Linked DNA regions of Homo sapiens: all the other regions are linked to region 7. Evidence: chromatin loops called from intact Hi-C (ENCODE). Cell type or tissue: A673. All regions are shown on one strand. Each heading gives the region's core, and the rest is flanking DNA. Links, peaks and the distances in the headings are about the cores only.

Region 1 (4,540 bases), core at 149-4,148, 250 kb after region 7:
GGTATAAGCCTACTCAAAAAATGGGTTAATATAATTCACCATCTACTTAAAATATTACTAACAAGATATTGGTGAATCATGTGCTAAAGATACTGAAGGCCCTTCCAAAACTGAGATCTATGTTTGTTCAATATACCAGGTCATATAAAACTAGACTAGTTTACTTTCTTATTCCAACTGTTTTATGAGTGATCTTATCATAAGAAAAGTACACATTACCTCTCTTAATTCCCTTGCATCATCAGATATAGATACTATTTGGGACAAAAAATAAATGTTTTATTAGGAGTGTAAAATTAAGAATCTTTATAGATCTTTTGGAAACAGTATATTGAAAAGGACTCAATAAGTACTAAGCCACTGTATAACCAGAACAATAAACAAATTCATTCAACTAGGAACAGTGTTACTGTTATCTACTGGGTTTTTAAAACTTGTAACTTTGCTCTACAGCTATGAAAGTTTATTAATACACTAAAGTCCATGGAATGAATCAAGTGTAGTTCATTCAAGCTCTTCAGTTTCTTTGGTAAATAGGTCTGCCAGGTCAGCCACAGTCAAGACAGAGGCCTCTGAATGCTTTGCTGATGAGTTCGTGTGACTGCAAGGTTTCCCAAATGAGCACAGTCAGAAAGAAACCCCAAGCCATCAGCGATTATATTTGTAGTAATACGAACTAGACACATATTTTTTCTTAAGTTTTTGTAATTGGGATATAAGAAACTCCCAGAGGAAAGCAAGTGATAAAATCTTTGTTATACCTTGTCAAAGTGAAGATTTCTATATATTACTTTTAGTGTTTGTCAAAGTGTTTTTTCTCTGTGCAATTAATAGAACAAAGAATAAAACTCTTGACTACTGCTACTAAGGCTCTCACCTTACAAATTACCTTCTTACCACCTGAAGTTAATTTGTTTCAAGAGAATTTCAAACAACTCATAACTGCTATTTTATTAAAACAACCTAAATAAAAATCACTGAAGTCTGATACACAAGGAAAACAAGAACTTTAAAAAGCCTTCATGTTTTAGGTAAAAAGGCCCTTGTGGAAGCCTCTTTCCTTCCCAGAAACCATCAATGGAAGAAAATTTCTAGTTTCAAATTGCTTCTTTGCTATGTGACAATCCCTTCTAAGGCAATAATCTCTTCCTTGGGTACCATCCAATCCTACCTACCTCCTAAAGATGTAGAAAGATTTATGTTTTCAAAAAGATTTAAATAAATTATACCATAAATATTAGAAAGTTCTATGATTCCAGAGTCAAGCTTTTAAAATTAAGACTGGTTTAGTCTCTCTGCTTTTGTTTTGTCTTTGGATTGACACCACAATTAACCTTAACAAGTTTGTTTTTTTTTTTTTTTTTTTTGAGACACAGACTCGTTCTGTTGCCCAGGCTGGAGTGCAGTGGCACGATCTTGGCTCACTGCAACCTCCACCTCCGGGGTTCAAGCGATTCTCCTGCTTCAGCCTCCCGACTAGCTAAGACTATGGTGCGTGTCACCATGCCTGGCTAATTTTTGTGTTTTTAGTAGAGATGGGGTTTCACCATGTTGGCCAGGCTGGTTTCGAACTCCCAGCCTCAGAAAGTGATCCAATGTGGCAAAGGAATGTAGTATAGTTTATATTTACATGTTACAATTAATAAATTAATTCAAATATACAAAGTCTGGAGCACTGACTGGGAAACAGTGAAAAGGCAAAACGTCAGACTTTGCTTTTAAAAACGTATTTGTGCTATATTTTTCGTTGTCATCTAAGTGAAGAAGTTCTAAAGATACAAACTTTTAACAGGAAAACCTTCCCCCTTCTACTTGTGGTAAATTATTACCTACCTTCTCTCAGCAGTTTTCAGCATTGCCTGCATTCTTTCTTCTATTGTTGCTTTAATTAAGAATCTGTGTACAATAGTAGGTCTAAAAGGTACAGAAGAATTTTAAGCTTAAAAACATAGTAAAACAAATCAGTACAAACCGACTTCACATTTTATATGCTATATTCATCAGTCAGTTGGTGCCCACTTGTGGCAGGTGCTGGGAGGGGTTCAGCAGCGAATAAAATGAACTATTTAATCTCCATGAGCTGACATTCTAATGAGAGACAGACAATAAACACATAAAAGAGTAAGACGGTTTCAGGTAAATATAATGCTGGGAGAACAGGCTGACATGCAAACTGAAAAAAGAGTGATGGGAATGAGGCCAGTAGGCAAAGGAGGAGTAGGAAGAATATCCAAACAGAAGAAACAGCACATACATACACAGTCCCCGGGAAGGGAATATGCCTGGAACAAGCCTAACATGTTCAAGAGGCCAAAAGAAGGCTGGCATGGCAGAAGCATCCTGTAAGCGAGGGAGAGAGGTGAAAATAAGGGTGGAGAGATGTGCAGGGGCCAGGTCACACAGGGCCTTCCAGGATGTGACCAAGCATTTGAATTTTATCGTGGTTATAATGGGAAGCCCTTGGTGGGTTTGTATGCATGATTTGATGTATACCTGACTGTACTTTAGAAATCCCTTTGGCAACCGTGTGGAGGATGTACTTCTTGCTCAGCAAGAAGAGCACCAGAGAAGCCAGTTAAGAAGTCCTGTAGTCATCTGGGTAAGTAAGGGTGGATGCACTATGGTTGTGTCAGTGGAGATAGCAGTCAAGTAGATTTGGAATATCTTTTGGAGGTAGAGCTGACAAAACTTAAAAGATGACTGGCATGTGAGATGTGAAAAGAAAAATATAGAAGAGTCCGAGATTTCTGATCTGGGCAGGAACAGATGACAGTGCCACATTATAAGATGGGGAAAGCTCAGGGTGGGAGTGAGAGTGCAGAAGCAACACAGTTTTGTTTTGTCCATGTGAAACCTATCAGATACCTATTAGACAGGTATCCAAGGTGAGTCCAGAGATATGTGTGCAGAGCTAGAACTGGATATATGCACCTGGGACAGGAGCTATATGGGCATGTCTGGGCTGGGGGATATACACCTGAGAGTCATCAACCTGTAAAAGCTACCTAAAGCCCTAAGACTGGAAAAATTCATCGAAGGGGTGTAGACAAAGAACCCTCAGACCACTGGCAAGAAGTAGGTCACTAGAAATGTTATAAGTCTCACTTCAGTGATATGGTGGGGAGAAAATCAACCAGACAGGTTGACAGAGAATGGGGGATAAAAAAGTAGAGATGGAGGTAGGATGTATCAGAGTGTTTTTTTCTTTCTAAAGATGGATAATATTAAGACATATTTATGGGGTAATATATGACAGGTTGAGTATCCCTAACCAAAAACCCAAAATCCAAAACTTTTTGAGTGCCAACGTGACAAGTGGAGGATTCAACACCTGACTTCACGTGATGAGTCACAGTCAAAACACATTAAAAACGTTGTTTTGTGCACAAAATTATTTAAAATATTATATAAAATCACCTTCAGGCTATGAGTAGAATTTGTATATGAAACATAAATAAATTTCATGTTTAGACTGGGGTTTCATTCCTAAGATATCTCACTATGTATATGCAAATATTCTAAAATCTGAAAAAATCCTACAGGCAAAACACTTGAAGCATTTCAGTTAAGGGATGCTCAACCTGTACAAGGGAAATGTACACCTGTCCTTGAAAAATGAGAAAGAATGGAGTCCAGGACAAATGAATGGATGGCTTTTGAAAGAAAAGGGACACTTCTGCTGTAATAAAAGGGAAGGCATATGAGGTACTTTCCTGCTTATTACTGGATGACATATCCATGCTTCTGCCTACTACCAACCCCTTCCTCCACTTCAGTGTTTGATCCCATATCCTCTTGCCTACTCAAGGACATTGTCAAGCATTCTCCCTGTTCTCCTTCACTAGTTTTTGTTGTCTCTAATGAATCATTTTCTTACTAATTCTCCCATTTGAAAGGAAAACAAAAACCTCTCTTGATCTCATTCTCTTCCTTTTCTCTGCAGCAAAACTCCTCAAAATACTGGCCTTACCAGCCACACAGAAGCAGCAGTGCACTGTGGTTAAAGCTTGTACTGTGAAGGCAGAATGGCTGTGCCTGAAATCTGCCACTGCTTCTACTAGCTGCCTGACTATGGGCAAGTTACCTAACCTCTCTTTGTTATACAAATATTTGTTAAATAAGAAATACACAAAATCCCATTTTCTCCAAAACTAAAGTCAGGCTGTCACCTCTACCACTTAACCTGGTTTTGATCTCCATGTTGCTAAATCTAATGATCAATTCTCAATCCTTATCTTCCTTGACATTTTTCATAGCACTTGAAACAGGTGACCATAACCTCTTCTTTGAGGTACATTTTTCACTTGGTTCCTAGGACACTCCTGTCTTCTGGTTTTCTTCCTAACTCACTGTTTGATCTTTATTTGTTACCTTTGCTGCTTCCTTCTCCTCTCCTAGAACAGCTGAACTTTGGTGCCCTGGAGTTCAGTCCATGGTCCTCTATCTAAACTCTGTCTCTATCTAAACTCACTCCTAGGTAATCTCATTCAGTCTCGTGACTTAATGGACTTGTACATCTAGTTACAGAATAGAAATCTCC
Region 2 (4,540 bases), core at 341-4,340, 1.0 Mb before region 7:
ATGCAAATTCTGAGGTGTCTCCAGAAGTGTGGTAAACTTAAAATGATGGCTGTGGTGAGAACGTCTCTGCAGAAAGTTGTGGTTTTGTTGCATCGCTTACAAAGGATGGCAGTTTCTTCTCCTCGGTATCAGAAGCTCTGTAAGGTAACTGAGTGATTGAAAATAAGGATCTCGGGTGTCTGACAGTTCTACTGTTTCTCAGGCTCTAAAAACTAATCTTTCAGGTTCTTATCAAGGAAAGATTCCCTTTCTTAGTAACTGATTGTGAAAGCTGTTAAAGTGAATTGCATAATTACATTTTGTTTAAAAATCTAAAACAGGTTTTAGTTTTAGTACATAGTTTCTTTTGCAATTGACACAATCTTGTCTTCTGAGATGGGCTAGTGAAATGTTTGGAGAAAATATGATGCAAAACTACTACATTCATTAAGACCTGTTACCTCTCTGGTACTTTGCAGTATCTTAATAGTGAATGGCACATTAATCTTATGTAAATTTTAGTAAAATTAAAAGAAGAGTGCCAAATAATCTTTCAGTAGATTTTTAAAAAATGTTCCATTGTTTTATAGCTAATTGCTTTTTCAATTAAAACAATTAAAAGACATTTTAAAAAAATGATCAGACTGAATTTCATCATAAAACATCCCCTATATTCTTAAATCTCCATATATTATAGTTACACTTGAAGAATTTAATTTCACTTGGATGGATGAATTAAGTAGACTTACTGGAGACAACTTGTTTGACAGTTGCAAATTTCTAATACTACGTCATCCCGAACATAAACCATTCAATCAGCTGCTGTATTTTTTTAAGTCAGCTGTTATATGTTTGATCATAGTTTTGTTTTATTCAAACTATGTTGATACTATGTCATTACTTTTGTCAAAATTAGAGTGTTTTGATATAAAAGGAGAGAGTTATAATAGCAATTTTTACACTACCGCAGTACTATATTCCTCCTTCCTATCATATTTTTAGTACCGTTCTCAAGAATGTATCTTGTTGCTCTGTTAGCTGCCCAAACTCATTTGTGATCAAAACAACTGCCTCTAAGAAAATATTATTTTTCTGATGATATACAGTATGGCATGTCCAGGCATCTAGATGATGCTTATATGGCAGCAGATTGAGGTGGGAAGCAGTATTCCATTAACTTTATTATATCACACTGTAATTTCTTACAATTTGGCCAATTAGATATATTGCTGTCTGGAAACTTTTTTTTTTTCCGGAAGTTTTGGGAGACAGATTCAGGTAGTGGGGTATTCTTTTCAGAAATACTTACAAGAGTTTTATTTGCATAAGAAGTTAATTAAAACTTAATGGAGCTTAATTAATTCAGTTACAAAGATTTGTAAACCTAGTTATTTCAATGTGTTGTGTTTTGCTCTACTTCAGTGGATAAGTTTATTCTGGTAAAACATTTATGTTTTTCATGAAAAGGCAATTTTGATAATAGATAAGAAAAGCTCATTCACTAATTCATGCTATTTAATTTTTTTAACTACCAGTATGAATGTATAAAGCTTTCTTTTTTTTAAGAGCAGGGTCATTTTCCTGATCCGTTTGTGTGTGTACTTTCACAAAACCAAATATTTTTCTAAAGTCGAAGGTATTAAGTTAGTGCAAAAGATGAAACAGCAGAAGTCAAGTATTGGAGAAAGTTGCTAATTAGTTTGCTAATTCTACCGCAAATAGGCACAAGTTAAGTCACTGAAGTCATTGGATAAATTACCATCAGAAGTGCTTTTTGGGAAGACTTCTTGATTTATAATTTCCTAAAGATACCATGAAAATTTAAATGTTTAGAATAAATGTTACTTATTTCATTTAGAGAATTAAAATTTACATTATTTGCTGTTGAAATACTATCTTCCACGTATTCTTTCCCATATGCAAAATTAACAACTGCCTGATTAACGCAATGAGAAATGTACAATTCCAGTACATTGCAGCAGGTGTCAGTATAAGGCAGTGACATAGGAGATTTTGCCTAAAGAACTGGAAATCCAGATTAGGAAGCGGCACAATTACTATGAAATAAATAAACTAGTAACAGATAAATTTTATTTGTGTGGTTATATTTTGAAAACTGATCTAAGTTATTGAGCTATATTAATGTAATGAAATGAAAATTTAGTTGTAGACTTAAATATTAACAGTTGCCATCTCAAATATTGATAGAGGTAGCTATACCAACCAAAAATACTTAATTGTATTTTAATTATCAATAGTCCATGTGTCATACCTAAAAGTTTAAATGGGTTTGACATTTATTTGCTTTAAGACACTGTAAATTCCCTTCCCATTAAATTGTAAATGCTGTCTTGACTTTCTCCTTATTCCTCCCACATTCTCTAAATTTAGTTTCTTAGAAAAAAATGCTTTAAGTTTGTGTATCTCCATAAAAATACAGAAACAGTCTATTGTAAATACATGTAGAGACCAAAATGAATGAGAATAAAATGTGGCATAATCTGAGGGAAATTTGACTATTTAAAATTCATATTGGCATTTTGAAATTCAGTGTCTGAATATTTTTATCTTCTTTTAAATTCCTCTTGAGGATCATTCTTTTTATGTATTATTTGTTTAGTCTTTTGTTAGACTTTTCCCTCTGTGGCAGCTCGTCTTTTCTGCTTATTTTCATACTTCTCTTGTTTGTCAGAAGATAGTGTGTGTGTTACACGAGTAGATACTTGTGTAGAATATTCTCATTTTGTGGGTTTTCTTGTATGTTTCAAAGAGAAGGGAGGAATGAAAAAAGGCATGTCACAGCTCTCAGAGTTAAAATATACTCCCCTCCCACAATCTATTTACACATTCACGTGTATTTTTTGCCTTTAAAAATATTTCTTCTCGGTTATACATCCAATAAAATTTGAGCAGGAAGCAAAAACGTAAGTGCTGCTTACTTGGAGATATAATTAGCAGCATTGAAATTGCCCTGATGACCTAAAATCACCCTACACTGGATGCTAATTTTCTCAGATATGGTTTTGTTTGCTTAGTTTCTTTAAAATTTTCATGCCTATAAAATAATTTTTCTTTTAGTAGAGCACAGTAGAAAAAAAGCTGATGTAAATGATTTGAAAAATAATATTGAATTTAATTTGTTTTTATTGTTACGTGATTACTTTGGGGTGTTTTATATCATGAAGTCTTTAGATTAGAACTGGGTTATTTGTGTTAATGTTAAATCAGAAGAGATTTTTGTAAGTCCTCCTTATTTTTTTCTTAGTGCCAATTTCTGTAAAATATTTAGCAATTGAGGGCATGGTAAAAAGCAGTTTCCTGTAAAGTAGATTGGGATATGAACATTATAGAAAAATGAGAAAAATTTAAAAATATTTAGTGCTGTAAATTGACTCCTTCGTGACTCAAGCATTTTAGAAAATGTTGATTTAAGTGATATAACTTCTATTTGCTTGAATGTATATGTAAATCATTTTAGTTTAAGTGGTTTTAGTCACCCCCCAAACTATTCTGATCATATTTCTTCAGCAAAAATCTTTTAAACATCTAGCTGTATATAGATGTGTATTCATTTAAAAATTATACATATATGCCATGGTGAAATCATGTATTAAATATTAGTAGTGTATAATTTTGTTCTTACTTTCTACTGTTGCCTTTTTGTACCACAGTTGATTCTTTTTCTCTATGTGGTATACACAACACGATTTTGGTGACTAGTCATTTACATACAGAGTGAAACTATGGCTATTCTTAGCCTGGCCTTCTAGGGGGCTTGAGCTTTCAGTGTGGTGCTGATCTCAAAGTCTTCCCCGGAATACTGTGTCTTCTGTGGTATTAAAGCAACTACTTCTGAATATTCTGTGAAAAATAGAAGAGACCAGAAGATTCCACCTGGGAAGTCACGATTGACCAGTGATGTCTACAAAAGGCTTGCTTTGTGGCTGTGTGTGTGTGTTTTCATGTGTGGACGTGGACAACACAGAACTATGTAGTTGCTTGTAGTGCTAATGAGTAAATAGATAATGAACATGAAGGCACATTAATCTCTCAGCAGGTTTTTATGTTCACTGATGAAGTAAGGTCACATATTATTTTTCATCTACATGTACAGCTCCCTGTATTTAGAGGTAGTTAAGGTTGAGTATGTGGTTTTTTAGAAGACACTGAATGGAGTGGTGTATTTTCGACCGGTTGAATTTTGTATTTTTTACTCTCAAACATTTCCCCACCTTTTTTTCACAGGAGAACCCTGCTCTCCTTGGACAATTAAATCCTGAAGTGATCCAGGGCAATGGAGATTTACTTTAACATGATCTGATTGTTGAGATGTGTGTATTTTAAGGTCAACTCTTGGATTCCCTCAGTTTCTCTCAATAACCAACTCATACATAGATTGTTTGAACCATGGAGCTCAGAGTCATGACCCTCTAGTCTGCAAGTTAGAATTCCCACTTGATCATATGAGTTGTCTCTTCTTGGCTTCATGAGAAAGTCTTGGTTAGATTAGTACAGAAACTGTGTGAAGGTTGAGGTTTAATGGAGAAAAATGGCGTATGTA
Region 3 (4,540 bases), core at 200-4,199, 420 kb before region 7:
CAATGTTGGATAGTGAAAAGTCTCTTACGAGACTGCTTCCTCTTTCTCAAGGCTGCCATTTAATATTGTGGCCTTAGATAAACTTTTTCAACTTTTCTAAACTTTAACTTCTTCATATACATAATGATCATTTTGATAATACTTTCCTCACAGTGTTTTTCTGAGGATACAATTTTTTTTTTTTTTTGAGATGGAGTTTCACTCTTGTTGCCCAGGTTGGATTGCAATGGCGCGATCTTGGCTCACTGCAACCTCCACCTCCTGGGTTCAAGCAATTCTCCTGCCTCAGCCTCCCGAGTAGCTGGGACTATAGGTGCGCGCCACCATGCCCAGCTAATTTTTGTAGAGATTTAGTAGAGATTTGAATTTTAGTAGAGATGGGGTTCCACCATGTTGGGCAGGCTGGTCTCAAACTTCTGATCTCAGGTGATCCACCTGTCTCGGCCTCCCAAAGTGCTGGGATTACAGGCGTGAGCCCCTGTGCCTGGCTGAGGATACAATTTTTAATGCCAAGGCTGGCAGATCACAAAGTCAGGCGTTTGAGACTAGCCTTACCAACATGGTGAAACCCCATCTCTACTAAAAAATACAAAAATTGGCTGGGTGTGGTGGCATGCGCTTGTAGTCCCAGCTACTCAGGAGGCTGAGGCAGGAAAATTGCTTGAACCCAGGAGGTGGAGGTTGCAGTGAGCCGAGATCGCACCCCTGTACTGCAGCCTGGGCGACAGAATGAGACTCAGTCTCAAAAAAAAAAAAAAAAAAAAACTATGTAAAGTGCTGTTGGTACATTTGGTACATACTAAGCTCTCACTCAATACCTGAGAGCTGTTGTTGTTAGTGTTTTTACAACTATGGCATAATTAATTAGATGAAGCAGAAGATAATAAGTTACTTACCATAACTTCAAAGTGCCTTTAGTTAAAAGCAAGGTAGGCCTGAAAGCCAGGTTCCTCCTTTTACAAAGGGTAACATGTGCAGCTTAAAATAGGATACAGTAAAAATGTTCCAGACCATTGACTCCTGGCTTTGTTTCCTTTACTTTAGAAGTTAGGCTTTGACTCTGGCAGTGTTACAGGTTTAACACAATTTGAAAAACTTCTGTATATTATGGGATGTGTGATGTGACAAAAACTAGAAAGTGTAGTTATGAATGTGTTTCAAGGATCCCATCTAAAGACTCTCTTTGCCAGATTCTAATTAGAGTTTTAAGACTGCTCAAGTTATTGTTCACTTGATTTCTTTCTACGGTACAAATGGTTACAAGCTTACCAACTCACCTGTTGCATGGTACAAATGGCAGTAAATACCATTGCTGGGAAATATCAGCTGAGAGAAAAGTCAGTCTTTCATTGGGAAGTCTGGGTAGCTGGGGCTCTGGAGGAGTTTTCTTCCACCAGAGCAGAGACAAACTTCTCTCTGAATTGATGGGCAGAGTTCTCTCTAGCCACATTTTAACTGAGGGTGTAGCTTTTCCAAGGGTCTGCTTTATGCAAGGAATCCTGTTCAAACTCCCTGGCTCTTTGGAGCCCAAGATCTTAAATTTCATGACCACCTCAATGTTAAAGCCATTGGCTGTCAGGGCCAATTTCTGGGTCTAACACTTCTATTCTCCAGCTTATCTCAACTTCACCTGAGGTTGCATTCTTTTCTTTTTCATTTGTGTCCCACGGAGATTTTTCTTTCTTCTTACAGGCCTATTTATATTTACTTTCTTTTTCAGTTATGTTTTATGTCAAGTTTCTGTTGTTTATAGTAGGAGGAGTGACTTGCTATCTCAATTCTTAATGTAAGAACTGACAGTGAAAGAACATCTGCTTTGTATTGAACTAACGTGGGCCTCTCAGTATAATTTCTCCTTGCTGGTCTTTCTGCTATATTCTGACATCACCGAAAATGTCCAGTAGAGATGGAGTGTGGTTGCCATTCTTTAGATGCTCTTCAGTTTTTCAATTACCTTAAAGTGATAGGCCCAAAGCCTAACATCCCAGGGTGTTTTAACCAATGTAAACTAAAGAACTGAACGATCCCCTCTTTTGCTCTGAATCCTATTATTCCAATGATGCAATGTGTGATTGTACAGGCACATTTTGACAGCTTTAGAAGCTATTGACCCAGAATAAGTTTAGTGAAATAAATTTGTATGTGCTGCTGTAATACAGGGTAGAATTGAAGTTTAATTTTGTCAACTGGTTTCAGTCAGTTCAAGTAGATTGAAGATGCGCATTAATTTTAATGGTTTTTGTTATCTATTTGAAGTGTTCTCGTTGGACTACGGAAAAGCGAAAATATCCACAAGTGAAATCTTTGAAACTAATTCAAAGACAACCTAATACTAAGTAAAGAAGGGCAAAACTTTACTAAAACATATTCAACATGTGGCTGACTTGGCCTTTTCACTTTTATTGGCTCAATTTATAGATTTTTTACAAAGGTCAGTGTTTTGTATTCTCTATTTCAGTTCTTCTTTTGATTTTTTTCTTCATAATTAGTCTTATGACTATACCCTTAATTTAACACACAAAATATCCAACCCACATTTTTTTTTCTCCAAATTTTTTCTTTTACCAGTGAAAATTTAACCCTACAAAATACTTAGTGATAAATTTGATATAATTCAGCAGGTTGTTGCCATTTTTTAAGAAATAGGTGGTGCATTTACTGCCACCTGGTGGAATATTTGAGACGAGAGAGAAATAGAAACTAGATTAGTAAAAAAAAAAAAAAAAACACATTAAAAATACCTAACGAGGTAAAATTTCTTCACTGAGTCAGTATACTGGTTTACCTGGAGCCATGTAAAATTAATCTGGGCCCATATGTAACTTAAATTAATCTGAACCAAAGAAAAACATGGGCTTCAATTGTATTTTCTTTGGCTAGTTATTAATTTATTGTCCCAATGTAGGAGGCAATGCTAATCTGATTATAATTCATATTTGATTGTTTAGACATGAAGGCAAATGTCAGAAAAACCTAAAAAACTAGAAAATTTTTTTCTTACGTGTTCTTTATCTTTGATTCTCTGTATTAATGTTTGTTTGTATCCCTTAGTGAATCAGCCTGATTTTGGCTTGATTCTTTCTCTCATCTGTGTTCTACAGTTTGGTCTATCTAACATCTCAACAAACCAAGACAAACCAGGTAAAATTTCCTTGCCGTTCCTCACTTCAGCTTCCGTTTCTCCCAAAGTATTCTACATTAGTTTCCTTTTTTTTTTTTTTTTATGAACAAATTGTGAAGAATCTGGTCGCAGTTTTGTGATCTTCCTGCTAAACATCTTGGGATAGCAACTTTACTTTTCATTCTCATATTACACATCTGTATAATTTCAGGGATTGACTTGTTTATGTTCAATGTTCTCTTACAATTCTGAGACTCTATGAAGTCGTGAATAAATTAATTTAAATTTAAATGAATTTGACCAGTTAAAACCCTCTACAACTGTTAATACTGTATTCAGGGCACTAAAAGCTGATAGAATTTCCCAGACTTGATATTAGATTGAACAATTAGCCTTTCCTTAAATGATGCCACAACTGTCTGGTTTATTACTTATAATTTATACCACACTTGTTTCTTTTATTTGTCTACATTTATTGAGTCTTTGTTAGCTCCTGGGGTTATAGTCATAAACAATAGGTCAGCAAACAACATTAGGAAGATAGAAATAAACAAATGATTACAGCATACCTTAGTGGTTCCTCAACTTGAATGTTTATAGAAATCACTGGCAATATTTGATAAATTTGTAGATTCCAGGGCTCTAATAGAGCCTGATTACTTGAAACAATTAAATTACTTCTGATTCAATAGGTCTAAAAGTAAAGCCATAAACCTGTATTTTTCAGAAGTATTTTAAGTAATCCTGATGCAAGTGGTAGGACATACAACACACAAGAAAACTTGATATGAAAAATGGATGTTATAAAAGTAGGTAAGCACAAGGTATAAGGGAACATAAAGAAAGTGTATTTAATTCAATTAGGAGTCAGAGAAGCTGATAAGGAGTAAACCAGGAGAAGGAATGCATTCAAAAAAGAGTCTATGATTTCAAGCAAAAGAATAAGAATTCCATGTGGGAGAGCTTGGCACTTTCAGGGGATGGCAACTAGGTCAGTATTTCTGAAAGGTACAATTTGAGGATGAAATTGACCATATATTCAGGTAAAAAGCAAGTGTCAATAAATTTAAAAGAACTAGTGTAATTGGACAAAACGTCCTGATCATAATGCAATTAATTTAGAAATCGCTAATTTATTTTACTGCTTTATATGAATGAAAATGTGAAACTCACCAGATATTTAAATAATTTTTAGGTCAAAGAAGAAATCATAAGAAAAGTATAAAAGTGACAAAACTTAACTCTAATGAAAATGCTACACATTGGGAGAAATAGGGCAAAGTTTTGAATAGTATTTAGAGGAAATATTAGAGCCTTAAAACATATATTGAAAAAGTAGGAACCTTAGAAATTAAAGAAAGTGGAACAAAATTAAAATATAAGCTACTGAAAGTAAAACCCAAATACAGCAGAACAAAA
Region 4 (4,540 bases), core at 320-4,319, 71 kb after region 7:
ATTTGCAAAAAGAAGAAAAAAAGAAAAAGAAAAATGCCTATCTGCCTCATAGGGCTGTTGTGAGAGAATTCAATGAGATAATCCATTTAAAAGATTTAACATAGAAACTATCACAGTTGATGTTCAACAACCAGTAACAGCTCTTAACTATTACCTTACACCTCTTCCAGTCCTCCTAGTCTTTGCAAAACTGTACACTAATGCAAAAGAGGTATACTACTAAAACAAACTCAAATTATTTTAACAATAACCTTGTTCAGACCTATATGTATCAAGACAAGACCATAATAACAGTAACTCCACTTGGGCTTATGTGTTTCCAAGGTACAAGATTTTTCAGTAACTCACATAGTTTACAATTTCTGCCCAACCCCTGCCCAACCATGCTAGCTTTACCCTAAAACTGAAACTACAAACTCTTTTCTCTTTGACTTGTGATCAATGCAATTTCTCTTGTTCTCTATTTTTATAAAATAACTTAATGCAAATGTAAGAGTTAACTTTTATTAATCTCTTCTTATTGGTTTATTCCTATCTGTGGGACAAAATATTTTGAATAGTGCTCATCTTAAACAAAATACCAGCTATCTCTCCCAACTTTCTCTTATCAGCAAATTTGATAAACATGTTTCTTTTTTTTTTTTTTTTCGAGACGGAGTCTCGCTCTGTTGCCCATGCTAGAGTGCAGTGGCACCATCTCACTCACTGCAAGCTCTGCCTCCTGGGTTCACACCACTCTCCTGCCTCAGCCTCCCAAGTAGCTGGAACTACAGGCGTCCGCCACCACGCCCAGCTAATTTTCTGTATTTTCAGGAGAGACGGGGTTTTGCCGTGTTAGCCAGGGTGGTCTCGATCTCCTGACCTTGTGATCTGCCCGCCTCGACCTCCCAAAGTGCTGGGATTACAGGTGTGAGCCACCACATGTGACCTTAGATATTCTTTAAAAAAAAACTTCCTTTTTTTCTTCCTGAAAACAGCAAAGATTTGGCACAAAACAATTAAAATGTTACATAGCATTTTAGCCATTTAAAAATATTTATTCTATCTACATCAAGTTTTATAAACAACTTTAAACAGCCTAATTTTTCAAGGCAATTACTCTCTTATACAGAATACAGTGATTATGTCAGTTTAAAAATTGCACTGATAGTCTCTTTACAAGTGAAAACTAGCAATCCATTACGCTGCTGAATGACTCTGATCTTCATGCTGTAGGATACAACTACTCTAACACATTTATGCCATTACTTACCTCAAAACCTTAATATCAACAAAAGTCAGCAAGGAATTATTCACCAAGCTTTACAAGTATACTTTTCTTATTTAACTCATCTTGTGGGACTAATTTTCTAGGAAATTCTGACACAAAGTTAACTGATATGAAACCATGATAAAGTGTTTCTCGAACATGTCATAAACATCAAGGATTTCACATAACAACTGTGTGATGATCTTCTGATGATAGGATAAAATAGGCATCACTGGTATTATCAGTTAAAAAGGACATCCATCAGCTTAATTTTAAAAACATTATTTTAAAATTGTCATAAAGAACCAATAGCAAGATTTTTGTAGGTTATTTTTAACTACTTTTAATTACCTACATCAAAGTAATCTGCTTATATCTGAGCAAAATTAAGCTATCTAATACATATTCCCAAATGAAGCAGAAGTTCTTAATAAATTGCTAAGCTTAAAGAGACTGCAGTCACATTTACTTCATTAAAGATTTTTTAAATGAATGGTAGTGGTTTATCTGAATTCTTTGAGAGAAAGGGAGTGCATGGGATGAGAAAGGAGAAAGATAAGGTTGGGAAACAATGAGGTACTTATTTAAAATAGTTATCAAATTTTTTTCTATAAGATTATATACAAACTATAAAAATTACAGTAGAGTGCAAGTGAAATACTGCCACCCAGTGGAAACAGAATATAAATAAAGTATTCAAATTTGAAAAGATTTTAAGAATTTCCTATCGCTTTTCATTTGGAATAATAGAGTTTAATAATTTTCAAAGTATTCTAAAATGTATTGTTTCTCAAAAAATCCAGTGGGACAGATAGCGGAAGTGTTAGTACATCTTTTCCTGAGTCTAAATTTCAAGATTAAATGACCTGACAGTCCTATACTTATACAGCAAAGCAAGGACTGAAGCCCAAGGCTGCTGGCTCTCAGTTCACTGCTGTTCACACCATATAACCCCTCCTAAAAAGCCTTTGACACCTCCATCTTTGTCCAAATATTGTACTTCATAGAGGATAAAACTGAGACTCAAAGATTATCACGTCCAAGGGTTCTTGGAAAAATAACCTGAGGCAGTACCCAAATGGTATTAATATTCTTAGAAGACTTCTAGTTTTCCTTTAAAATTCCTTTGAGATTTGTGTACTATTCCATAAGATAGATGTGTCTGTTTTAATTTCTAAATAATGCTTTTTTCCTCAAATGTCTTTTAGAAAAACTTATGCTTTAAGACAGCGTTGCATCTTTATCTCATGTTACAAATTTCCAGGCACATAATCACATTGAAGAAGGAAGATGGAGTGTATTCCAGTTTGAAATTTCTGGAAAGTGCCTTGCTCAAGTTCATATATTTATCAAGCATTTAATGAACATCTGCTACATGACAGGCATTGTTTTTGGTCCTAGGGCTTGCTGTAATAACAACCCCAAAGTATCAGTGGTATAAAAGAGCAAAGGTTTGGGCTGGGCACAGTGGCTCACGCCTGTAATCCCAGCACTTTGGGAGGTCAAGGTGGGTGGATGGCTTGAGCCCAGGAGTTCAAGACCAGCCTGGGCAACATGGTGAAACCCTGTCTCTACCAAAAACAAACAAACAAACAACAAAATATAGATATATAGATATAGATACAGATACAGATATATAGATATATATAGAGATAGATAGATATACACATGCACACACATACACACACACAAGTTAGCTGGGCATGGTGGCGCACACACCTGTAGTCTCAGCTACTTGGGAGGCTGAGGTGGGAAGGTCACCTGAGCCAGAGAGGTCTAGGCTGCAGTGAGGCAAGATTACGCCACTGCACTCCAGCCTGGGCGACAGACTGAGACCCTGTCTCAAAACAAACAAACAAAGAAAAAGTGCAGGGGTTTGATTATCTCCCATGTTAGAGTTCATTATAGATTGGCTAGGGGCTCTTGTTCACATTGTCATCATCTTCATGCTGACCATCAAGGCAATCCCTATTTGAAATAGCAACAATTTCTTGGCAAAGAGAAAGGAGAATGAGGCAACGCAACAGGAAATGACACACAGCACTTCCTCTCATATTTTACTGGCCAAAGCAAGCCACATAACAAAGATATACTTCTTCAACAGAGCAAAGAAGAACAATCTTCCCCTGGGGAGAGGACATGGATACTGGTAAACAGTAATCGCCTGCCATGCTCCAACATTTCCAAGATATACCAAGGAAAGATGGTGCTGGGTAACATGGAAGAAAGAGATCAGATCTCTCTGTATATGTGATGGGAATTCAAGCAATTTATTTAAATATGAAAAGAAGGGGTTTGCATAGAAGGCTGGAAGACTTGGAATGTTTAGGTTTCAGATATTCAAGATGCAAATGACTACATATTAGACAAGTAGAGAAAAGGTATTTAGAATGTTTGTGAGTATAAATTAAGACTCAAAGTCCCAGTTCTGGACATAGTACTTTATCAGTGTAAATCCATAAGAGCTGCCTGTATCCCATGAAGGATCCCACATCTTAACAGGAATTACACTGTAGGGTTGCTTATTGGGCATATACACAAAACTATAGCCAGGTAGGTGGTGTGTCAGAGCCTGATGTACAAAAATTATACCTAGAATCAACACATTAGGTTACCTAATTTATATATATGTAAACCTGCAAACAGTTGAGTGAGGACAACAAAGCCAGAAAGTGCACTAACCACATATATAACCGAAATATGTAACTTCACTAAACTGCATGCTATTTTTATAGCTCAATAACATTTGCTCCAGCTGGAAGGGTGCATGTTTTTCTTTCCCTCTGCTAATGCTGGAAGGTTAAGTCTCAGACAAGAAGCTCTAACGAAAGCCTTTATACTAAATCCAATCAACACTGATGGCCTAGGTAGCCACTGGAGAAAAACAGAGCAACTATACCTACAATGCACTAAAAGACCATGGCAGACAACACATAGAGATTAAAATAATATGCCGCTGTACTCCCAATCCAAAGGAATGTGTATACGCATGTGTTAGTGTTGTGTATTAATAAGATGGTTTTGTTCAAATACATTCAATAATTTTATATTGTATAATTGCTTGCTATGTTTAAGAATTATATAATAAATATAAATTATTTGAAGAGGCCACTTGCTATAGTTTAAGTGTTTGTGTTGCTCCAAAATTTATGTTTAAACTTAATCCCCAATCCAATGATATTGAGGTAGGGACTTTTGGAAAATGATTAAGTCATGAGGGCTCCACCCTCATTAGTGGGATTAGTGTCTTTATAAAAGGGCTTGAGGGAATGAGTTCATCCCTTTTCCCCT
Region 5 (4,540 bases), core at 132-4,131, 1.5 Mb before region 7:
TTACTTCTTTCTTTCTTTGTCTTCTTCCTTTCCTTTCCTTTCCTTTCCTTTCCTTTCCTTTCCCTTTCCTTTCCTTTCCTTTCCTTTCCTTTCCTTTCCTTTCCTTTCCTTTCCTTTCCTTTCCTTTCCTTTGACAGAGTCTTGCTCTGTTGCTCAGGCTGGAGTGTAGTGATATGATCTCGGCTCGCTGCAACCTCCACCTCCCAGATTCAAGCAATTTCTCATGCCTCAGCCTCCCGAGTGGCTGGGATTACAGGCATGTGCCCCCATGCCTGGCTAATTTTTTTGTGTTTTTAGTAGAGACAGGGGTCACCATATTGGCCAGGCCGGTCTTGAACTCCTGGCCTCAAGGCCACCTCGGCCTCCCAAAGTGCAGGGATTACAGGCGTCAGCCACCGCAACCTGCCTAAGTCTACTTTTCTTAATGTAAAATAAAGCTGGTATAATTTTCTCCATTCATATCTTTACCATATTCTGTTAAGTTTATTCCTGGGTATCTGCCATGTATACTTATATTACACATGAATTTTAAATTATGACCTAATAAGGAATATTACAATTTCTTACACTTGTTGACAATAAAGAATTTTGGTCTGGAACCAGCAATCTTATTGGCAAGACATGCCAGGAGAGCTGTGAGAATTTCCTAACCGAAGATATTACCTCAAGTCAATCCCACCTGTTAGGTTACTTTATGTAACTATCAAATGTTGTCTTTACTAGGTGACTTTGGGGAAGGAAAAAAAGTAAACAGAAATCTTAAAAATAAAATTTTACAAATGCTGTCTTACAGTTCAGCATTTGAGTAAGGAAAAATATGCAATAAAAGATTCCATTAGAAAAGTGTATAGAATTTAAAATGTATAAAGAAAAATTACATATGTTTTAAGACAGAAAATTATATTCTGTTGGATCTGTTTTTGAAGCAAAGTCTTCCTTGTCTTTCTTGGCCTTGTGCTGCAGGCTTTAAATTTTTTAAGAAGCCATTTAACATTTTGACTAGCAAAGGCATAATCCACACATAGAGAACTATAACAAGGAACGCAGTATCTAACTTATACCATTTCTCACCCCCATCTTTAATGAGTAACCACACTGTATTAGTTTCTTGTGTATCCTTTGGGAGATTACATTCATGGATGTATAAGCAAACACAAATATGTATAGTATTTTACCCCCGTTTAAAATTCATATGGTAGCAAAATACTCACCATAATTCTCTACCTTGGTTTTTTGTGTTGGTTGTTTAATTCTGTTCTATGTTCTTTGATACATCATAGAGATCATCGCATATTAATACATAAAAGAGTTTTCTCATTCTTTTTTTCCTTGTATTATTGCCACATAATATTCCCTTGTATGAGTGTATCATACTCCCAGTAACCACCCTTTTATTGATTACCCTTTATGTTGTTTCCACTGCTGCAATGAATAACCTTGCTGCAATGACTAATACTGTACATATGTTATATTGCACATGTACAAGTATATTCGTAGGGTGAATTCCTAGTAGTGGAATTAGAGCATTATTAAAGACAATGAAACTACTGTTGTGCACACACTTAACGCAATCATGAATTTCTAACCATAGTGCTTTTCGGTGATTTTCAAATGTCTTGGATCACCAGAAATTATATTCAAATTTTATTATGATCTAAGAAAGACATGAACTTTAAGTAGAAATTAACTGAAGTCACATTTCCCTTGGTGAAAAATTATTTTAGATATCATTTCTGTCTGTAAGCAAGTATTAGGAGGACTTTCAATATGTCCAGATGTTGAAATAATGTTTCACACTAGGGGTCGCCAAAACAGTATTTAAGGCCAACAAATGGAACAATGGTTGAGAACATTTTTATAATGAGGCACCCTTGAGCTTCTCAATCACAGTAAGCAGGAACGGTGCCTTGTGAATGAGATGCTAAAAATAATACTTTGGTGTGCTGTATTTTTAAAGGCAACTAAGACTTTGATAATTTAGGAGAAAAGGAAGCAACCATTCCCTTATACTTTGGGGGCATTACACAATAAGTGGTGATGTGGAATTTAGGTGATATGGAATTTAGAGAATTTTTAAAATAAATTTGCTAGTTATAATCTTATTTTTCTGTGATTGAAAATGTCTTTATCTTCTACTTTTCTTTTTCCAACCATTGTGGGTTTCATATATCTGGGCAGATCTAGAACTCTCCATTTTTTAAGGGTTTTGCCCCTAATTGGGGATATACTACAAGGGTTAAATTTTATGTACTTTTCATATAACTTCTCTTGGGACAGATATGATTGCCATGGGCCTCCATTCTACAACTCATAAGATTTAATAGGCTGGTTCCTTTCTGTTCCTTAGTGATAACATTAAATCACAGGCCAGTGCAATTTTTAAACAATTTCTCAATGGAGAAATTTTACAAAGAAACATTGAAGCACTGTATGCATGTTCCATTTGTTACAGTAATATGAAATTTACTCTTATAATAGTATTTTTATGAGAACAAGTGTCTTAGTTCAGGCTGCTATCACAAATGCCATAAATTGGGTAACTTAACAGAAATTTATTCATCAGAGTTCTAGAGGCTGGGAAGTCCAAGATTAAGTTCCAGAAGATTTGGTGTCTGGTGAGGGTCTGCTTCCTGGTTAATAGACAGACGTCCCTTCTCTGTGTCCTCATGTGCCTGAAGGAGCATGGGAGCTCTCTTGGGCCTCTTTTATGAAGGCACTAATCCCATTCATGACAGCTCTCCTTTCATGAGCTAACCTCCCAAAGGCCGCACCTTCTAAAACCACCATCTTGGAGTTGAAATGTCAACAAATGAATTTTGGGGAGACACAAGCATTTAAACCACAGGAAATAGTTAAGAGTCACAATTTGTCATTTTCACAGTTTACCTAAGAGAGGGAAGTCATCTTTAAATATATGGTGAGAAGAGGTTTGAGGTCTAAAAAAAAGATTTAACTGAAGATTTTTTGTAACTTCAGTAAAAGGAATAAACAGGGTGCTATGATAAAGAATAATGGGGAAGAAGGAGGGGGGCACTGAGGAGAAGGTGATTGAGGGGAGGCCACTCTAGAGAGGTAACACTTGCATGTGTCCTGAGGAATGACAACAAGCCAGCTATGCCAAGAACTCTGGAAGAGCATTCCAGGCATAGAACAAAGGCACTGAAGTGGGGAGAAGTTTGAAGGACTCTAGGAACCACTAGACGGTTGGAGCCTAGTGACAGAGAAATAGTTACATTAGATGAAGTTGGACATGGAAGCAGTGGCCAGGTAATTTACAGTCTTGTTTGAATTTTTAGTCTATTGGGAAGCAAAAAAAAGTTTGAAGCCAGGGGAGCACTATGAAACCCTCATGTGCAGAACGGGGGCTTTGGGAGGGAAGAAGAGAGTGAGCTAAATACAGCCACAATCACAATCTGTGTAAAGATGCATGTACAAGACTGCCCTGTCACTTCAACCATCTCTTGCCTCGCCATTGCTCCAAACACACTGGCCAGGCATGTTTCTATCTCAGAGGCATTTTTCCTTTTTATTTCCTCTGCCTGAAATGCACTGTCTCCAGATGTCCATGTGGCAAAGGACCTTGGTTCTTTTAGGCCTTTGCTCACAATGTCACTTTTTAAATGAGTCCTTTTCTGGCCAAATTATCTAAAATTGTAAACCTGTCCCTCCATTACCAATGTTTCCTACCCCTATTTCCTTTATTTTCCCCTTACCACTTATTGCTAGCATACATGTTTAACTACATGTAAATACATAAATAATGTTTTATTTATCATGCTTATTGTCTGTCTCCTTACATAGAATATAAGCTCCGTGAAGACAAGGACTTTTGTGTTTGGTTCATGGCTCTGTCCGCAGCATGAAGTTCAGTGATTAAGTACTAAATTAATGTTGATGGAATAAATGAAGGAAGAAATGTTCATGATGGCCTTTTGAGTGATAGCAAAGGACTGGAAACAAATTGAGTGTTAACAAAAAGGAATAATTACATCAATTATGGTATAATCATAATATGTAGCTTTTAAGAGGCCCATACCTAGTAGATATAAATAGGCATAAAAAGACATCCATTTTATATTAAATGGGAAAAGGAAGTTATAGAAGTTATATGATCCTGTCTTTCAAACACACACCACACACACGTGCACACACACACACATTTGTATCATCATAGGAAAAGTATTGAAGGAAATATTAACCATTTGCCTTGGGGGAATGAGATGGGTGATTAAGGGGGATTTGGTTTGAATCATGCATTACCTTTGACATAAAAAGAGAAAAATAGAACAAACAAACGTTATTTAAAACCAAAATGTGATTCTACTCCAAACCTACCAGCATGGATTAAAATGTAAAATATTGACAGTATTAGAATATTGCTATCATAATGGGGTAGGCAGGAGATAACCAAAATCTCAAAGGATCCCCCAGGAATTAAAACTAGTCACCTCAACATCTCAACCATCCTTTATCTTAAGCCTAAGAGATGTGGATTTGGGGGGAAATTTTATTCTATAGAATTAACATCAGAGAAAAAGAC
Region 6 (4,540 bases), core at 226-4,225, 610 kb before region 7:
ACAAGTCCAGTCAGAAAAATGAAAATCAAAATAAAATGCATTTTTTTTCTTATTACATTTTAGGAGACTAGAGAAAATAAAGCAAAACACAGGAAAATACTTTGGATTCTTTAAATGAAAATTCCATGGGAATTGAACTGTGATGATTATTACAATTTCAAATTTTATGATCTGAATGAGTTATTCACTCATTTGTATTAAATATAAGCATAAGGATAGAAAATCTAGTGTCTGACCATTCTTGTCAAGAAGAATCACTTATTGGCAAACCGTCTGTATTTGGGATAAAATGGTTAAGGCAGTGCCTATAATGTAAAAGAAAATTAAATATAATGGCTAAATAGAATGGCTAACTCTGATTAAAAAAAAATCCTTAACATTTGCTGAACGCTTCAATTTTTTGGTAAGTAGATGAGGCTCTGGATCAGCATAAAACAAAATAAATTTAAGGCATATTTGTGCCAGAAATTTCAGTCTGCATTTTTCAGACAGGAATAATCATATTGTAATCCTACTTGAGATCAAATTAATCTCAAAAAGAAAGTTCCCAGGGGACAAAAAGCACCTTTTTTTTAGCTTTATGTGCACAGCATCTGGCATTGTGGGTACCATGTGCAGGTCCAGTTCACTGTCTCTGTTGCCACTGATACTGGTGAATTAAAGTCCAGGCAAGAACGGAAGCACCACAGCACCACAGGACCACATGGACTTTGAAACGGCAAATATTGCTACAGGGCATGAGCTCACTATTTTAAAATTTTAGGGTGAAAGAGGTCCTTAGTAAATATTGAAGCTGATTAGCAATTGGCATAAACATAAAATATATTGGAAACTGACATCTTTGGACCCTAAGCTGGTTTGGGTTTAAAAAATGGATGCTGGTGATAATTTGAATGCAGAAAATTATGTCTAGAGCCTAAGGTGCAGGTAAAGGAAGGAGAAAATGGGTAGCTAAAGTAATCAACACAAAATGCTAAAGCAATTATGTGGCCCAAGTCAAAACAAACAAACAAACAAAAATAAAACTGGCCATGTAGGCCAGTTACCCAGAAGGAGTATAACCCCAAGTAGGAGAAAGCATACATATCAGAGTAAACTGTTAATTACTAACTTTAAAAAGTGAGTATTATCAAAGATATTGGGGACACAGGTATGTGGAGTAAGTGCCAGGAAATTAGTTCCTGGGGGGTGGGTGGTTATTTGAACTATCCTGGGATTCTCTGGACGCAATTTCTATATTGAGGTATCATCATTGGAAAACGCTGAGAAATGATATCTTAACTTTTCCAGAAGACCCAGAATAATCATAGGGACTATTAACTAATTCATTAGGAAGATAGGGAATTTTTTCTTTCCCCAAATAAGGATGGCAAACAGAATTCAAATACTTTTCACAACCTTTCATCATTGTGCTGTTATAATGACTGAAGACACATTGGGTTTTTAATTATTAGCAATCTGACTAGCACTGCATAACAAAGTTTACTTGCTAATTGAGATGAAATGTGTTTTGTCATCAACAAATTGAAACAATATTGTGTAAGCATGCTACAATATTTATGTCTCTCTCTTTCTATCCTACTATGAAAACATCATTAGTTTAGCACCATTTGGTCATCATAATCTCTCTTTGTTTCACAGCAATTCCAAAGGCATCAAATATTCCAGTGTAATGCACTCAATATGTTGAGCTGCACTTATTAATTTTGGAAATTAAATGGTTATGCTTATTAATGTGAGCTTTCACCACTCTTCAAGCTTTCAAAACTGAATTGAAAAAAATGGCATTACGTGAATCTACATTTGGAAAATGTGAATATCGTCAGTGTTCTTTTTTGTTGAGGGGAGGGATTCTTGAAAGGCAAACTAAATTGTTTCTGTTCTATATGCATAGGTTGGAGAGACGCAGCTTATCAAAAAGACGGGAAATAAAACAGCAGGGTAACCATTATAGAACTTCAATTTAGAATGTTTGAATTTTTGTGCCCAGCGTATCTCTTTTGTGGTACATCTGAAAGTCACAAAGATCAATAGGAGGGGGTTTTAGGAGGCACGCAGCCTGACGGTCCAGTGTGTTGCTTATGTCCAGTTCCTTAATGCCTAAGTTCTCAGGGTTGGGAAAGAGGCCAGACAATATATATTTTTGGATTTAAATGTATTTTAGGTTGGAATATCTTTTTTAAAGGACATGGGAATGACTAGATAATTGGTCTCAGTGTCACCTCTTGACCACAGTAAATGTGTTTTCTCTTTAAATAAATGTATCTAGAAGAAACTACAAAGGAGTGCCCTCCGTTTTAGCTCAGGATTCACGTACTCTGACATAGCATGGAGGAGGAATGTGCCAAGATGGATGAGAAAAAACCATTGGTGAAAAAGTTTCAGATGAATTGTGAACTCTTTTTCACTCTCCATATATATGATGTTTTGGCAAAATCTATAACATTGATGGTCATGCTTTTTAGTTTCTGGCACTTCCTGTAAAGCAAGTTTGTTGGCTTTACCTGGAGAAAGAATTATGCTGACAGGCAGTATCCATTACTGACCTGACAATTTTGTCTCCCGTGCTATCTGTCATCTTTGTATTCATTTGTCTTAGAGTCATTCTATTCCTTGAAGAAATGAGACTGCCATCTTCTGGTGGCCTTCAGTGTAGTTAGGTGACTATCGTTAATACAGTCATTGTCTTTGCTATAAGATGTTACCCTTCTGCTGTTTATATCATTAAAATATGCTTGTCTTAGGCTTAGGGAATAAAAACTCAGATTTGGCCCACAAAAAGGAGAACTTATCATGTGTCGACATTTTTACCACTTTCTTTTAATGTTCATAACCACTCATCTGTGTTATAGTTTTTACAGTGGAATAAAAAACTATTTTACAATTCATTTCCAGACATTTCAGAACTATCTATGAAAAATTATTAGAATTGCTCATAAGGTATAATAAACATGATTTTGTGTATAGAATCATACGTAGTACAGAACTATGAACATCAGCAGTACATGATGCATGCAGATGACTATATAATAATATAGTGTCTACATGTAAAATAAAATGTACAGTGTTTTCTAATTACATAAAAGGCAGCCATATGGCTAAACATATAATGTTAAATGTAATATAATATCTCTACTTTACAAAAGAGATTATTAAAACTCAGATGGGTGCCCCAAGTCATATAAGAAGCAAAATTAAAATGTATAATAATATATTCTGAATCCAAAGCTGGTGTCAATTTCTGCCTAGTTATTAGCCTTTAAGGCTTGTAGAAAAGACAAAAAGCAGGGGAATGCAATAACTTTCTGTAAGATAAATGTATCTGACTTATATTTTTCAGTATGGAAAATTTTTCTATTTTGTTCACTAGTGATTTTCTATTTTGTTGACAGTGATTCAAAAATATTTCTTTCTTGTACCTGCTGCCTCTCATGACATTTTTTTCAACAGATACCATGTCTCAGCCAATTTCTTCTCTCTTTTACCAGGGATAATTTAGATAACACATAATTTGTGTTGGAAAAAAACTTCTTCAGTTCTCACACTGATTATCTATCTATATTTCTACTACCTTTTAGCAGAAAGGATTTGAAATGTCCAATATACATCCTGAAGACATGTCGGTTCCTTAAATATTCTGTGAAATCAGACATTAACAATGAGCATAGCATTTAATAAAAAATTGCCTGGAAATTATGTTCATTATCTTTTGTTAAGGTAATTAATACTGTGACTACTAGCCAAGCAACACCAGGAACACAGGCGTATCAAAGTTAAATTCATTAGTGTAATTAACACATACCAAGGCTACCGTAGGGTATTTCAGAAAAGAGGGAGTTAGGCGACAGTATTACTTGTAGGCTGGAGCTAATCACAGGCAGGTCTTCTGAGATACTGGTCAGAATTTGTAAACTCGGGGGTTTTTGAACAATCAGAAGGCTTATGAATCTGGGAAAAGTTAGATCGGTTTATCTGTGGTTTTATCTTGGAACGTATGTCTGAATGGAATGAAAATTGTGATCTCAGATAATTTGCTTCCATTTAATGATTTAGGATACTTTACCTGTTTTGTGAGCCAGAGGACAGTTTTGCAAGTCGATTCTATGTCAGTTCTCAATAGCAGAATAATTTTATTGTTGGAAGTTTTATTCTGCAGAGATAAAATATGAGATTCTTCCTTCTTTTTTTTTCTTTAATTATTATTTATTTATTTATTTATTTTTTTGAGACGGAGTCTCGCTCTGTCGCCCAGGCTGGAGTGCAGTGGCGCGATCTCGGCTCACTGTAGGCTCCGCATCCAGGCTTCACGCCATTCTTCTGCCTCAGCCTCCCGAGTAGCTGGGACTACGGTGCCCGGCACCACGCCTGGCTAATTTTGCTGTATTTTTAGTAGAGACGGGGTTTCACCGTGTTATCCAGGATGGGAGATTCTTCCTTCTTAAACAGATGTTTATTCAATTCATTCTTCAACTATTTATAAACTATCAATATGTGGCAGATACTGTGCTATTGCTACATCGCATTTATAATCTAGCTAGCA
Region 7 (4,540 bases), core at 271-4,270:
GACTCTGTAATTTAATACAGGCCCTAGTTCTCAGTAGATGCTCCATACACACTCATTAAGTCCATGAATAAACACAAGACTAGAAAAACAGCAATAAAAGCCTATTTGATCTGAGACACTACTAAGCACTTCTAGCCTAACCTGTGGTTCACACCAGCTCCAGGCTAATCTGACTCTGGACCAACCAAAAGCTTCCTGAAAGCACTATTGAGCCAGCCAAGGTTGTGAGGAGAGGGAGAGGTAGAGCATTTGGGCAGGTAAGTCAAGTAGCCTGAGGTATTAGGGCCTGAGATAAAAGAGAGGGGTCAAAAGGCCCTAAAGATATGCTTTATCCAAGGTTGATCCTGAAAGAAATCTGCAGCTTTCAGCCTTTCTCTCTCTCTCTCTCTCTCTCTCACACACACACACACACACACACACACACACTTTCCTTTCTTACTCCAGGAGCAGATATATGATGAATATATTATGTGGGGGGCATATTTTTTTCCATCTTTGAAGTGTAATATAGATAGGATCTACATTATCTATAACATCCTTTGGTAGAAACTTAAAGACTTGGAACTAATCCTACAATTCCAACTTTGTGATTTTCAAAGCCCTTTCATATCAATTATCTTATTCTACTGTTATAGTCCTGTAAGGTGGAAATTACTATCCTCATTTTCTTAATGCAGGAACTAGCCTGCCGATATCCTCCCAGCTACCCAGTGGTGACAAGGCTTTAGCCCAGTTGTCTTGGCTCCAAGGTCAGCATTTCCGTGCAATGGGAGAGCCGAAATCAGTGTGTTGAGCAAGGGAAAGGAAGTCAGACTTTGACAACAGAGGGGTAGCTGAGGACTTCATGAAGCCTGTGAACTCATTTGGGAGGCAAGGGTAGACATTTGTTATAAATAGTGCTGCAGTGACAGAGGTCAAAACACAACCTGAATACCTTCTATGCAAAGAAAATTTTAACGAGCAGATTTGTTTCATTTTGTTTTGTTCAGGTGAGTGTTAGATTTGGCAGATTTTCATTCCCTAGGTGAAAGACACAAACCAAAATGTTTATAAAAGATTTTTTAAAAAAAGAAATCTACACCACCATTCCACATATGACAAAAGCATGCAAGAGTAAGGATCGATCACACGATTGATTATAACAGGTCTGTGACAACTAGCGGTGACAGTCAAGCCTAACAAACTGTCTTCTTTCTCAGACTTCAACTGAGAGCATTATGCTGCAGCTCAAAACACTTCCAACTGGGTTTTTCTCTAGAGTTCTAAAAATATTCAGCTGATTAATCTATGTGTTCATTGGGCTAATACTGTGAGCCACAGACATTGGTCTATTGGTAAAAAGTTCCCCTGCCACTCAGAAGTGGTTATTAACCCTTAGATTACACCCCCAGGTTAGGCCAAGCCAAAGAAATCCATTAGTCGGTCTTACAGCTGGGCCTTTATCACGTGGAAGCTTGCATTTTGCAGCTCAAATGCCACTGCACTGTCTCAGCCTGAAAGAAGCTATGCTACTGCACTAACAGTTACGACTGTGACCTGGTAACCCACTGACCGCAAAAAAGGTTCGTGAACACAACTACAATGGGTCCTTGGGGATACAGTTTTCCCTCAGGCTTCTGCAGAGTCCCAAACTATCAAGCAAATTACTATCTGTCAGCAGAGCCTTCAGGTAATCAGTGTGTGGGTTGGGATGGGATGGCGGGGGATGCGTGGCACAGTTGGCAGCCTAACTTCTCCCAGCCTCGTCTCACATCATTCTCCAACAGGATAACAATGCTGTCAAATCAGATTCAGAGATGCTAACATCAAAATGCTCTCTGGAAGCTACAGTCCTTCAAATCCTAACTATCTTCTCTGTTTTGAAACCAGGAAAACCAGCTGGACAAGGTAAATATCACCTGGATTCAACCAATGTGCATCTTCGCAAATGAAGTTTTTCTTTTTTTCTTCCTTGAAGAAGGGCAGAGCTCTTACAGCTAAATCATGCTTCCTTAGGTCAGGTTACCAAGAGGAATAACCAGACTGTCAGCAGCTCTCTCCACCTTCAGGAACAAACATTATACCCCATCCCCAATGGCAATTCAGCTCAGACACAGATCAACAAAGGGGCCCAGCCTGGCCAGGAGGACCACCTGAGATCCATAAAGGGCTGAGGTGGGCAAGGTCCAGAAACGTAGATTTCCTGTGGTCCTCATGGTTTTTTATCTTGCAGACCATTCACTCTTGGGGAGACAAGCTACTTCCCTTGCAATTTGTAGGCTCTGCCTAACTCCAGATGATCATGAACATAAGGGGTTGAAATTGCATGGGTCTGAAGAACCTGCCTGAAGCGTCTGTGTAAGAATGCAGGGAGAAGCTTCATAGCTGGTAAAGTTGCTGTCTGGAGCAATGTTCTGGGTCCGACTGCCAGCCTTGAAATTCAGAATGGGCCTCTTTTTAGTTCTATGACATGGGCAATAACTTTTTCATGCCTCAGCCTCTTCGTCTGCAAAATAGAGACAGCTACAATATCTGCCTGGAGTCTTATTATGAGAATTAAATAAGCTAATTCTTGTAAATTGCTTAGGAGAGTGTTTTGTACATAATATACATTTGGGGGAAGAGGGCTAAAGATAGAAACGTCTCTGAGCTGGATATCACTGTCCTTTCCCCAGCAGAGGAGGTCATCAAACTCCTTAGCCTCTCCCATTTCTGAAGCTCTCTGCTGCCCCCTGCTGACAGCTGCTTGATACTATCGGTGTAACTTGGTTCTCTCCTCTGCCGACTGTAGTTATCTCTACTCCTCTTCGACAAGTACCCTATTCTACAACCAGGCTAAAATCCCTATCATTCCTCTAAAATTCCATGCTTCTGTGCCATAGCCTGTGCTGCTGCTTCCCCCTAGCATGCCCTTTCTCCCTCCACATCTACCTATCAAAGCCATGCCCACCTCAAGTGCCATGGCATTCACGCAGCCTCCCTTTGTCGCTCCCCAGAATGTGCTCTTCCCATGCATAACCCTCCTCCAGCACGGTCCTCACTCCTCTCTTACCCATTCCCCTCTGTGCTGTAATTAGTGTCGAACTCGTCTTACTGTACAACTGCTTCTTCCTGCTATAGGATAGCGTCTAAAGTCCTTTTTGTCGCTCAAATCCTGCAGGATCATCTTTCCTCGTTCTCTGATCCAAGCCACATTGGTCTTTCAGTTTTTGCAACACTCTGTGCTCTCTCCTGCCACAAGGATTCTTCTAAGCTGCTGCTTCTGCCTGGGTCACTCCCTCCACTCACTCTTCCTCCAGCCCACCCTCAGATCTTAGCCCAAACACTACTTTCCAAGAAAACCCTCTTTGACCCCACTTCTTGGCCTGATTACCTGTACATAATCTCATAGCAATATCTATATATTTTCTAACAAAAAATTCATCATAGTTTTAAACTTCTATTTTTAGTCATTTGATTAACATTTGCCATCCCTATAGGACAATGCGCTCCGTGGGGGCAGAAGTTGTGCCTGTCTTTCTTTACTGCTGTGTTCCTAGCTACTAGCATAATGCCGCATACCCAGTACATACACAATAAATATGTGTTGAATGAATAAACAAAGAAGCCACATTAAACAGAATCTTAGCCACAGTGTCAAAACATATGTATTATATATATTAAATCTAAAATCTTATATTTATTCCATTTCTACCATTCATTTTTAAGATATTAAATTATAGATAGACAGACAGACAGCAAGGGTTTCTCTGAAATACAGCAAGGAGGCAGAACAGTTCTGATCCTTACCTTCGGTGCTCATATCTGGTGTTGGCATCCAGATGTAGGCCAAGCCTTCTTCCCTATATAGTTTAATCATAGTGTCTGGAGTCATGGGCTCTGGGTAGCGGTTACAGCCTGAGGAATTCTGTACAATATCCCATTCAGTCTGGAAATTCATTACAGCTGTAATCCCCAATTCATGCTTCAGTTTGATGGTTACATGTTCCACCTGACGAGGGCAGCTACCCAGCCAGATATTTGGTAGAATTCTAATGAGAACATATGGAGACAACTATCACTAGTGTTGTTCTGATTTGAGGTTTAAGGAGCTGCATAAAACATGTAGTATTAAAATATAACTAACCTTTAAGTCTGGCACAGGAAAAGCTAGATATTTTAGAATATGAACACCAATGTTATTATTGAAAGAAAAAGTACTGGTGTTGCTGCTTTGGGGAAAGCAAGTATTTCAATTAACTAGAACGCCAGGAAATGGACATTTGCAAACCAAATCAAGCAATATATTAAAATAAGTCTACCAAGTTGTACTTATTCCATGAATGCATATATGGTTCCACATGATAAAAATCCATCAATAGACTTCAAATGCTAACAAATTAGAGGTGAAAATTCCTGTAATTATATAAATAAATTCTGAAAAACAAATTTCAGCAGGCATTCCGGTTTAAAAGTCTATGCAAATATTTCAAATAGTATGAGACTTTTAACATATGCTAAAGAACAGAAGCTAAAAAACAACAGACTTCTTTTAATAAGATCAGAATCAACATTAATTCCA

Evidence for each region. Hi-C counts contacts between places; a loop is a spot of excess contacts. Peaks named below come from ENCODE experiments on the same cell type or tissue, not always from the same donor. Only the 100,000 strongest peaks of a DNase experiment are listed, where the experiment ranks them.
Region 1: it touches region 7 in a loop (4-fold over the local background); 10 of 110 quality-filtered maps call a loop at or near these places.
Region 2: a loop joins it to region 7, with 11 times the contacts of the local background. A loop is called at or near these places in 54 of 110 quality-filtered maps.
Region 3: it touches region 7 in a loop (5-fold over the local background); 24 of 110 quality-filtered maps call a loop at or near these places.
Region 4: a loop joins it to region 7, with 2.2 times the contacts of the local background. A loop is called at or near these places in 4 of 110 quality-filtered maps.
Region 5: a loop joins it to region 7, with 4 times the contacts of the local background. A loop is called at or near these places in 8 of 110 quality-filtered maps.
Region 6: it touches region 7 in a loop (4-fold over the local background); 5 of 110 quality-filtered maps call a loop at or near these places.

What each region holds. Positions count from the first base shown.
Region 1 is chr6:145,886,187-145,890,726 of GRCh38, forward strand. SHPRH (SNF2 histone linker PHD RING helicase) reads right to left here. Exons shown (of 30, transcript NM_001042683.3): 29 at 1,834-1,914; 30 at 1-601. The coding sequence ends at 505. EPM2A-DT (EPM2A divergent transcript) reads left to right here. Exons shown (of 3, transcript NR_038246.1): 3 at 1-399. Among named protein-coding and RNA genes, the nearest start is that of FBXO30, 74 kb to the left of the region's middle. In A673, for the core only: a CTCF peak has its summit at 2,019 (motif pointing left); a DNase peak (open chromatin) is centred at 2,025.
Region 2 is chr6:144,583,457-144,587,996 of GRCh38, forward strand. The region is part of intron 51 of UTRN (utrophin); the gene reads left to right. Among named protein-coding and RNA genes, the nearest start is that of SNORA98, 180 kb to the left of the region's middle. In A673, for the core only: a CTCF peak has its summit at 1,942; DNase peaks (open chromatin) are centred at 1,975 and 3,735; H3K4me3 peaks cover 3,682 bases; H3K27ac peaks cover 3,255 bases.
Region 3 is chr6:145,212,022-145,216,561 of GRCh38, forward strand. No RefSeq gene overlaps it. Among named protein-coding and RNA genes, the nearest start is that of TRQ-TTG4-1, 32 kb to the left of the region's middle. In A673, for the core only: CTCF peaks have their summits at 2,665 (motif pointing left) and 2,870; a DNase peak (open chromatin) is centred at 2,660; H3K4me3 peaks cover 322 bases; H3K27ac peaks cover 1,755 bases.
Region 4 is chr6:145,702,462-145,707,001 of GRCh38, forward strand. All of the region lies in intron 1 of EPM2A (EPM2A glucan phosphatase, laforin), which reads right to left. Among named protein-coding and RNA genes, the nearest start is that of EPM2A-DT, 30 kb to the right of the region's middle. In A673, for the core only: a CTCF peak has its summit at 1,919 (motif pointing left); DNase peaks (open chromatin) are centred at 1,900 and 3,310.
Region 5 is chr6:144,103,285-144,107,824 of GRCh38, forward strand. No RefSeq gene overlaps it. Among named protein-coding and RNA genes, the nearest start is that of SF3B5, 10 kb to the left of the region's middle. In A673, for the core only: a CTCF peak has its summit at 1,812 (motif pointing right); a DNase peak (open chromatin) is centred at 1,827.
Region 6 is chr6:145,025,790-145,030,329 of GRCh38, forward strand. No RefSeq gene overlaps it. Among named protein-coding and RNA genes, the nearest start is that of TRQ-TTG4-1, 150 kb to the right of the region's middle. In A673, for the core only: CTCF peaks have their summits at 2,651 (motif pointing left) and 2,853; DNase peaks (open chromatin) are centred at 1,912 and 2,612; H3K4me3 peaks cover 644 bases; H3K27ac peaks cover 2,568 bases.
Region 7 is chr6:145,631,477-145,636,016 of GRCh38, forward strand. It overlaps EPM2A (EPM2A glucan phosphatase, laforin), which reads right to left. Exons shown (of 4, transcript NM_005670.4): 3 at 3,769-4,010. Among named protein-coding and RNA genes, the nearest start is that of EPM2A-DT, 100 kb to the right of the region's middle. In A673, for the core only: a CTCF peak has its summit at 2,716 (motif pointing left); a DNase peak (open chromatin) is centred at 2,705; H3K27ac peaks cover 420 bases.